Regions from separate parts of the Homo sapiens genome. Here region 1 is linked to region 2. The links are chromatin contacts, found by Hi-C or POLR2A ChIA-PET in ENCODE. All regions are on one chromosome and are shown on one strand. Each heading gives the region's core, a stretch centred on a gene start or an enhancer-like site at or near the end of the contact. The rest is flanking DNA. Distances are from core to core; before and after follow the strand shown. Region 1 holds the start of SLC7A7 (solute carrier family 7 member 7). Region 2 holds the start of LINC02332 (long intergenic non-protein coding RNA 2332).

The links. Hi-C counts contacts between places; a loop is a spot of excess contacts on that map. ChIA-PET counts read pairs that join two places held with the same protein, here RNA polymerase II (POLR2A). Pooled maps may share reads with other maps.
Region 1: a loop to region 2 is called in a map of adrenal gland, with 4 times the contacts of the local background. The contact joins the promoter of SLC7A7 here to the promoter of LINC02332 in region 2. A Hi-C loop is called at or near these places in 45 of 168 maps with a recorded cell type or tissue (B cell, CD4-positive, alpha-beta T cell, HCT116 and 27 more), 7 of 37 single-sample maps with no recorded cell type and 40 of 50 pooled maps. POLR2A ChIA-PET finds 5 or more read pairs at or near these places in 15 of 52 experiments (BJ, CD4-positive, alpha-beta memory T cell, GM10248 and 11 more).

The regions. Positions count from the first base shown.
Region 1 is chr14:22,811,695-22,816,875 of GRCh38, forward strand. SLC7A7 (solute carrier family 7 member 7) reads right to left here and starts at 3,741. Exons shown (of 10, transcript NM_003982.4): 1 at 3,626-3,741; 2 at 1,206-1,746. The coding sequence starts at 1,704. RefSeq lists silencers at 1,589-1,648, 1,669-1,728 and enhancers at 3,036-3,542, 3,731-3,830.
Region 2 is chr14:22,554,847-22,559,623 of GRCh38, forward strand. LINC02332 (long intergenic non-protein coding RNA 2332) reads right to left here and starts at 2,216. Exons shown (of 3, transcript NR_146543.1): 1 at 2,105-2,216; 2 at 1,946-2,007; 3 at 1,465-1,676. It overlaps LOC105370399 (a long non-coding RNA gene), which reads left to right and starts at 1,720. Exons shown (of 2, transcript XR_007064066.1): 1 at 1,720-2,720; 2 at 3,881-4,777. RefSeq lists enhancers at 552-681, 1,262-1,361, 1,412-1,751, 2,612-2,821 and a silencer at 1,862-1,911.

The DNA.
Region 1 (5,181 bases), core at 2,491-4,990, 260 kb after region 2:
CAAAAAAATTAGCTAGGCATGGTGGCACATGCCTGTAATCCCAGCTACTAGGGAGGCTGAGGCAGGAGAATCACTTGAACCCAGAAGATGGAGGTTGCAGTGAGCTGAGATTGCACCACTCAAGCCTGGGCGACAGAGTGACTCTATCTCAAAAAAAAAAAAAAAAAAAAAGGAAGAATCCAGCCTACAGAAATACTCATGCAGCTGCAAAAAGATATTCACTGGAGCATTATCTGTAAGACTGAGAAACTGAAACCAACGTACATGGCCATTAACAGAGGACCAGCTAGATAAATAAACTACTATGCATCCTTAAAATTCACATGAAATAATATGAAGCATTTTTTAAAAAGTAGATCTGTAAGTAGAAAAGAATGTCACTGATAATGCTAGAGGAAAAGCACACTGTAGAATTACATGTAGACTAGTATGACCTCATTTTTGTAAAAGAACAAAACTACACCTCTTTTTTTTTTATTTTTATTTTTTTGAGATAGAGTCTCACTCTGTTGCCCAGGCTGGAGTGCAGTGGTGCGATCTTGGCTCACCGCAACCTCTGCCTCCTGGGTTCAAGCGATTCTCCTGCCTCAGCCTCCTGAGTAGCTGGGATTACAGGCACCTGCCACCACACCCAGCTAATTTTTGTATTTTTAGTAGAGATGGGGTTTCACCATGTTGGCCAGGCTAGTCTCGAACTCCTGACCTCAGGTGATCTGCCCACTTCAGCCTCCCAAAGTGCTGGGATTACAGGCATAAGCCACCACACCCTGCCAAAACTACATCTCTTGAAGGAACAAGAAAAAAAAATCAGTGTGCCTGTGGTCCCTGCTACTCAGGAGGCTGAGGCAGGAGGATAGCTTGAGCCTAGAAGTTCGAGGCTGAAGTAAGGTATAATCACACCACTGCACTCCAGTCTGGGTGACAGAGCAAAATACCTGTCTCTTTAAAAAAAAAAAAAAAAAATCAGGAAGAATATGCAAACTGCTAATAGTGCTTACTGTGAGAAGCTGGGGAAAAGGTGAGTGTTTTTGCGATACACTGTGGTACTGTTTGAATTTTCACACAAAGCATACTTTAACTATATATATATATATATATGTTGTCAGAGACATTCCTCTCTATCTCCTTCTTACTCCCAGACTGCACTCACATCCCAGCCTCTGTCCAGCCCTCCACCCACCACCTCCTACCCCAGCCCCACTTACAAATGCAGGCAGCAGCCAGCAGGCGGCTGGCAGCATAAGGGGCGAAGCAGCTCGGGAAGAGAGGCTGTACCATGTAGTTGGCAAAGGTGATGGCAATGATGGCCTGGCTGGTGGGCTCAATGATGAGCAGGGAGGTCCAGAGTCTGATGAAAGCAAGGAATCCTCCAAAGGCCTCCAGGATATAGGCATAGCTGGCCCCAGATTTCTTAATGGTGGTGCCCAGTTCCGCATAACAAAGGGCCCCAAAGACGGAGAAGAGGCCCCCGACAGCCCAGATGACCAGAGAGAGACCAAAGGAGGCACTGTATATGAGCACACCCTTGGGGGAAACAAAGATGCCCGAGCCGATCATGTTCCCCACAATCAGGCACACGCCGTTAAGCAGTGAGATCTCCTTCTTCAGCTTCACCTGCTCCGGCCCTGGGCTGGCCCCATCACCCAAAGGGGAGGTTTCCACCTCAGGCTGGGAGGCCACTTCATACTCAGTGCTGTCAACCATGGTGGAGGAGAGGAAACCCTTCACCAGCTTCCTGGCATTGCCCTTTAAGGAAGAAAGATGATGCTATAGATTAGGTGGTTGGCAATTACATAGAACCTCTACCCGCCTCCAACACAGGGTAATACGGGCAGCTCACCAACCAATGCGGAGACCTCCAAATAACCTTTTCTCCAGCTCACTCATCAAAACAACCCCAACTTGAATATTTGTCTATCTATCTATGTATTTATTTATTTATTGACAGAGTCTCGCTCTGTAGCCCAGGCTGGAGTGCAGTGGTGCAATCTCGGCTCGGCTCACTGCAACCTCAGCCTCCCGGGTTCAAGCGCTTCTCTTGCCTCAGCCTCCCAAGTAGCTGGGATTACAGGCACCTGCCACCACGCGTGGCTAATTTTTTTTTTTTTTTTTTGAGATGGAGTTTTGCTCTTGTTGCCCAGGCTGGAGTGCAATGGCGCGATCTCAGCTCACTGCAACCTCCGCCTCCCGGGTTCAAGTGATTCTCCTGCCTCAGCCTCCCAAGTAGCTGGGATTATAGGCATGCACCACCACACCCAGCTAATTTTGTATTTTTAGTAGAGATGGGGTTTCTCCATGTTGGTCAGGATGGTCTCAAACTCCCGACCTCAGGTTATCCGCCCGCCTCGGCCTCCCAAAGTGCTGGGATTACAGGCGTGAGCCACCTTGCCCAGCCTCCAACTTGAATTTTTAAGAGAAGGCACTCATTCGCCAGAGAGAAAGGATCTGTCTCTCATCATTAGGACATTGCTGCCCACCCGACTCACCAAATAGAGAACTAAATCTTGGGCCGGGCGCTGTGGCTCACATCTGTAAACCCAGCACTTTGGGAGGCCAAGGCGGGCAGATCACCTAAAGTCGGGAGTTCGAGACCAGCCTGACCAACATTTAGAAACCCAGTCTCTACTAAAAATACAAAAATTAGCCATGCGTGGTGGCACATGCCTGTAATCCCAGCTGCTTGGGAGGCTGAGGCAGGAGAATCACTTGAGCCCGGGAGGCAGAGGTTGCGGTAAGCTAAGACTGGGCCATTGCACTCCAGCCTGGGCAACAAGAGCAAAACTCTGTCTCAAAAAAAAAACAAAATCAAAAACAAAACACTAAATGTTGGTTCTCTCTGAGCCTGCTATAATACAAGACAGGCATGGGGGCAGTGTGGCGGCTCCCAGAAAATAACTATAATGGCTTGACCCCGAGTTTTCAGCCTTATCCAAAACCCGTCTTCCCTCCAATTTCAGCTTCAGGGATCACCTGTGCTGAGGTACAACATTAGGAACTGACCCTACCAGCAGCTAATCTGTGGGAGCGTCTCATGACACTGCTCTTTTCCCCAAGGACTCTACGTCTGCCAAAACTAAAGGCTTCAGAAACCTGCTGGAAACCCACAACCATCCTCCTGCCCAAAGAGCATCCCTTAACCCTTAGCTGGAGTCTTCAGCCCTGGCAAAGCCCAAGTAGACCCACTTCACCCTGAAAGAAGACAGGCTATTATCTTTTCCTTGCTTTTCCTTTCCCATTCTCTGGTATTCTAAGCCTCCTGCTATCGATCCCTCACATCAGCATCGTTGAATCACCCAAAAAAGTATGAATGAGAGAAGGGCGATCCAATGTACCATAAAACCTAGGGATGATTGGAGGCAGCTGATGGCCACTCCCTACCCCAGAGTTGCTGCTGGAGAGATATCACCCCGAGCCAAGGCAGGGAGACAGCTGCAGCCAGGCAGCACATGCTGGAAAACACCGAACAGGAGACAGCTGAGAGGAAAATGGGAGAGGCTAGTCAAGCAATGGAGAGATGTTAGGGTGAGAGGCACTCGGGAGAAGAAGCGATTAGACACTGCACAGCAGCAAAGAGGAGGGTTAGCAAGGTAAGTGGAGATGAGAAGAGGGTGGAACGCACACTCACTCCTTGGTCCTGGATATAAGCAGGTTCTCACGGCAGTGTGAGCAGCAGTCAGGGAGAGAAGTGCCTTCCAGGATCTGTGGTCTGATGCTCCTCCTTCCCAGCCAGCAGTAAAAGGGAAGGCCAGACAAATGCCTATGGATTTAAGCAAGAAGGGTGGAGGAGGTGAGGCAGCCCGCAAAGGAAGGAGTGAGGGAGGGGGAAAGGAGTATTAAGCAACCATCTGGGTCCAAGGTTCACTGGCCCTTCACATCTGCAAAAGGGGCAGCTAGGAGCTCTTGGCTCAGCACTTTCTGTGATAAGAAGGTGCTCTCTCAGGAATCTCCTTTGTCAGCTCTGCTCTGGGACCAGGGGCCCAGAAGAAAGGACAGTCAGCTGAGTGCAGTATCTGTAGCCCTGGGGAAGCTGTCCCAGAGCAAGTTAGCTGAGGACAGGACAGTAGCGGGGAAGGAATACACAGCACTCTCTCTCTCTGTGTCCTCCATGCCCCACCCTAGCCTCTCTTCTCTCTCACCCCAAGCATTTAAGAAAGGGAGGAAGGTTGCACAGTGTGACACAAAGGCTTGTTCCCATGCTGAGATTACAGGAAGTGTAAGAGCAGTCTCTACACCATGTGACTGGGTGTTCTAAGAGAACTCTGCACACTTCCCCATGCAAAGAGAGACTGGGGGGTTGCCTCCAAGCCTGGGCCACTGCCCCAAAGTCTGAGCCTCAGACTACTTCAAAAGAAACACAGTCAAGAGATCAAATATCTGACTGCATCCCCACCAGACCCACGTGCCTTTTCATTCTTGACAAAACATACCAAGATCTCTGGGATAAGCATAAATTCCTATAAACGCCTTCCTCAAATATAAGTTGACTCCACTTTCCTAAAAAATATGAGGAAATCAGGCCAGACGCGGTGGCTCACGCCTGTAATCCCAGCACTTTGGGAGGCTGAGGCAGGCGGATCACAAGGTCAGGAGATCAAGACCATCCTGGCTAACACGGTGAAACCCCGTCTCTACTAAAAACACAAAAAAATAAAAATTAGCCGGGCGTGGTGGCGGGCACCTGTAGTCCCAGCTATTCGGGAGGCTGAGGCAGGAGAATGAGGAGAATGGCATGAACCCGGGAGGCGGAGCTTGCAGTGAACCCACATTAGGCCACTGCACTCCAGCCTGGGCAACACAGCAAGACTCCATCTCAAAAAAAAAAAATTAAAAAAGAATATGAGGAAATCAGATTTCACTGAATTCTGTTGGACAGACAGGCCCAGAACAGGCAGAGGAAGCTGAGCACTTTTTGGAAATCACATAGTTTATGCTATCTTTATTATTTACTTTAAATCTGGTATTCTGAGTCTCTTTTACCAACAGAAATAGACCCTATCCATTCTGAAATCCAACTGTCTGTTTCTTCTCCTATCTGTTCTAACCCTCTTTGGTTATTCTACAACCAGAGAATAGAGATCTAAATATCTCTGGGAGACATCTCTACCATACATCCTCCCATTCTAGCTCTTTAAACTTTTAATTTAATCTAGGAGGAGGATTCTGGTGTGAGCGTTCCCAGAG
Region 2 (4,777 bases), core at 966-3,465:
GCTCTGCTCGCATATCTGGCTCCAGGGCCCACCTGGTATGTCAGAGGGAATTAGAACGGCCTTGTGAGGAGGCTCAGGAGAAGGGCTCCTGTGCCCACCGGCCAAGTCAGCACTGGGCCTAACGCCACCACAGCAAAGCCCCTCAGTGCAGAGGGCCCAGCTATACGGAACTGGGCATTGCTTAGCCTGGAGGGAATAGGCAGCTGAGGAGACCTGGAAAACACAGTCATGAAGAGACTGGCCATGAAGACCCACAGACCCTGCGAGCCAAGGCCTTGGGCTGCAGCTGCAGCTGCAGCTCTACCAGCCTGGACCCAACCTCAGGCCGACATCCCAGCAGGGAACATGTTACTAAGGCCAGTTGTAGAAGGGACTTCTCTGGACACATGCCCTACTCTCCCAAAAGACTTAAGCACAGGCCAGTCCCAAAGGCAGAAGAATGGACTAAATGAGCTCTTGTGGCCCCAGCCCTAAGATTCTAGAGGACTCTCTGAAACTTCACTTGAAGACTTGACCTCTGAGTGCAACTGGAGTCACAGCCACTCAGGAGAAAGGGCAGGCTATGCAAGCACGTGCTTCAGGAGCATCCTGGTGAGGTCTTCAGCTCTGACAGAGCAACCCCTCTGCTGCTACCCTCACTGGGGGCAGCCATCTGAGTCTTAAGGAGTTGCTTATTTTTTAGGTCCAAACATAAAATTCAACTCCCCTGGGATCACGTATACAGACAGGCCTATAGCACCTTATTATCAGGTACCATCCTAGTGTGGAAGTCCCCTGGCCTGTGTGCTCTGTGGGATGGGAATGTCCCTTGTCATCAATGTGTCCCCAGGAACTAGAACAGTGCCTGGCACACAACAGATGCCGTTAAATGAATAAGTGAATGACTCCTGCAGTTAGGCTCTGGGTGGGGGGAGCTGAGTGTGAGGAGTGGGGAGTACAGGAGAAAGGAAAGTGGGGATTAGTAGAGGAAGTGGTCAGGTGAGTCAATGCTTCACAGTTTTGCCAAGAGCTAAAGTAACTTGTCAAGAACTTCAGAACAAGGAAAGCCTGAGTGGTGGCCCCTTGCTCAGGGCAGCCCCCAGGCAGGCACACATCTATCCAACAAAGCCTGGAGGACAGGGACTGTGGTAAATCACGCAGGGTACCTGGGAGTCTGACCTCACTGTGTGACCACACTGAGGTCCAGAGCCAACAGTCACTTTATGTGGGTTCGCCTCAGTTTCTCCATGAGTCCTACTCTAAAACCCATCTACCTCCGTGAGCCATGTGTGGGAAGACGAGCTTCTGACTGGGATGAGTCTGGGGGAGCAAGCACATGGAGACCCAGTGCTGTCATTCTGGCTGCCGGAAGGCTGCAGGACCACCAGCGCCCTGCGTCTGTGTCAAGGCCACCTGGGCAACGCGGCGAGGGGTGGGGAGTGCAGGCCTCCTTTCACACAGAGACACACAGGCCTGAGGCCTCTCTGGGTAGCACACATAGAGCTATATTTTGCAATTAATAAACAGGTCAGACATTGAGTCAGTAGCCACAAGTAGAACAGGAAGTGGAAAAAGTCTCCCACTTCCCTCCAGGTGTTTGGGGGCTGGGGCGGTCCCCTCCCATTTCCATGACGTCATGGTTACCAAGAGGGGCAAGTAGGGCACCCTTTGAAGCTCTCCCGCAGAAGCCACATCCTCTGGAAAGAAGAGTTTAAAATACTGAGTTAGAGATAGCATCGCCCCAGGCCACGTGCCGAGGGGAGCAGGCTGGGCCGTTACACCACCCCCCAACCGCAGGTGCAGCAAGGCCAACATGCCAGGCTGGGAGGGGCTGCCGGCCCCTCGGTGACTTGCACCGGGCCCGCAAGCAGGCTGGGGAGGTGCTGCTGGCCCCACCGCTGAGCCGCCTCCCTCACCGCACCTCTGCTGCCCCTCCAAACCAGCCAAGATCAGACCTTGATCTCACCTGATTAAGCGCTTGCTTAGTACAGGGCAGACCCTCGAGACTTATGCTCAGGCCAGTGTCTCCTGGGAGGGAAGGAGGTGGGGAGGCCGTATTTGCCCCCACACAGAGCTAGGGCTGATTCTCTGAGGGACCCCCCCCCAATAGCACCTCCCCCCTTACCCTGATGCTTGTCCATTAGGTGATGGCCCTAATGGACGCCTTGATGGACACGTCCGGGACCCAGGGACCCGGAGACCAGGAATCTGCTGGTCTCAGGGAGCCGCAGAACCTGAAACCCAAAAATACCAGGCTTGATCGCCTGCTCTTCGGTAGTGTCGCCATCCACCCGCATGGGGGCAGCAGCGCTCCACCAAAAAGACCTCTTCTCCCTTTGTCTGTTAATTCTGGAGATAGAAAGCCCCCAAAGTTTAGGAAAAGCTCTTTTCCGAGGAAAATAAAAGGGCAGGTGACTTTTATCCCACAAGTCCCTGCCCTGTGCCCGTCACTGCGCTGGGCGCAAGGCCTGTGTCATCCTGTCACATCCCCCCCCAAAGGAGAGGAGGGCCTGGGGCCTGGGCCGGCAGCAGGGGGCGCTGTTCGTCCGGGATCGTCAGACCCGCTCCACCCGGAGCCCTGGAGGAAGTGCCCAGGGAGGGCTGGGGGCCCGGAGGAGGCCTTGGGTTCGGAATTAGGCTGGCTGGAGTCCGGGATCCACCACATCATACACTCGTGCCTTTGGCAGGTCACTAACCGCCCACCGCCTCAGTTTCCCGGTGGGACGAACTCTCTCTCACAGGTAGTTTAAGAACCAGGCTTTCTTTGGCATTGTATACCTGCCATGTGCCAGGCTGTGTCGTGCTCTGGGGATTCAGTCTCTGTGCAAACTATGACTCCATACAGATGAAGTCCAAGAACAGGCAAAACGCATCACAGGTGATAGAAATTAGGGCACTGTTTGCCTCTGGGGTAGAAGGATGGATTGAAAAGGGGCACGAGGAAACCTTCAGGGGTGGTGGAAATGTTCCATATCTTTATCTTGGGTGATGGCTATATATATATCAAATGCATCATTAGTGTATTTTCATGTAATTATGCCTCAAGAAAGTACTGCTCCCATTAAATACACACACACACACACACACACACACACACAGAGTTTCTGTCTTCAAGGAGTTAACAGTCCAGTGAGTAGTGGGTATGAAAGAGATGTGTTAATGGCTGCAATTGCAAGACAGAGGCTTTTGTTACTATATTCTCCTCAGGCAGGAGTCCTCAGGCAGGAGGCAGGAGAACCAGTTGTTTGTCCCTAAGCGTCACTGCCCCTCACTAGCCTTCTCTCCTGGGGCCTTTAATTTTTCTGAGTCCCCATGTGTTATTATTCACATAGAGATAAAAATACCTGCCCACCTATTCTCAGTGTTGTTGAAGGGATTGAAAGCAGTAATGGGTGTGGAATGCTTAGTAAACTGAAATCCCAGTGCAAATATGAAGTGGGAATGCATCAGAATGCCCAGGAAGACGAACCATGACCCGAACAAGATGGGCTGGGCCAGGTCAGATGGCACTGCCATACTGAGAAAAAAGTGGGCTGGCTGCGGCTTCACACAGCCCGGGAGAGCTCAGAACTCCCCAGGCCCTGCCGGTGCGCTGGTGTTTCTCATAGTATGTGGCCACCTCTCCAGTCACTTCGGCCCTAGGAGCTTCTTGTTACACCATGATTTTGTCACTACCTCCGCAGCTTCCCACCTCCTGCTTCCGGCTTCCAGAAGGAAGCGCGTGATGGAGGGGAAATGACAGGGCCAGGAGGCAGCGGTCAGGCTGGGCCGAGTTTCTGACAGAAGCCAACACTTCTGGCCCCACAGTGCTCACGGCCTCCCTGACTCCTCACCACATCACAGCTGAAAAGGCTCACGTCTTATCTCCCCTCTCAACCTCTGGGGGCTTCTCTGCTTTCAGAAGGAGCCCCTGGAGCCCCTGGCCGAACACATCTGAAAGCACGGAGCCAGACCTCTGCAGCGCCCTCCAGCGGGCAGGTTCTGCGGGCAGCCATCTCCTCGCAGGCCAGAACACCCCACGTCACTCCAGGACGGTTCGCCACCTTTGAGAAGAGAGGACTCCAGTGTCTGTTCGCTCTGGAAATGTGGGCATGTTCCCATTCCAAAGGTGATAGGATCTGAGGGGAGGATCCTTCCCATTTTCAAAGCCTTCCTAAAATCCCACTGATTAGTGGGGAGGAGTGCAAGTCTACCCTTTCCCCGAACCACCCACATGAAATTTAGCAACAACAACAACAAAAAAGGAAAATATTAGAGGAAGATCATATAAGTGTAAGAAGACAAGGCTGGCAGGACCTAAGAGAGTCTAGGTAGATGAAGGAATATGGTTTACATAATGGGGAGCACCTGGTCTCCATTTCATGCTTCCAGCCTTGATGGGAGGAAAGTAGGTAAACCTTAAAAGGGACTTCTTTCCAGTGGAGGCTGCAAGATTCTATTTTTACCAACCTCTAAGGTGTCCACCTTATCCTTGCTGACCCAAGTTATTCCAGTGATTTACCAAGGGAAATGGGTGGAACGACATCCTTATCTGGACTCCTTATTAACAATATCCTACATCTGTACAACACCAAAGCAAACATCAACTCTTTTGATCAAAATGATAAACCCCAGTGGTAGACAGAGTATTCTCTCCTCTTTTACAAATCAGAAGGCACATGGAGCGGCTTGCACAGGATCACGGTGAACTAGGCCCTGATCCCCACCAGACTCGGATCCCAGGCTTTCCACCAAGCTCTGTGGACTCAGAAATACCAAGTGGTTCCAGATTCAGCCATCAGAGGAAGGAGCATGAATT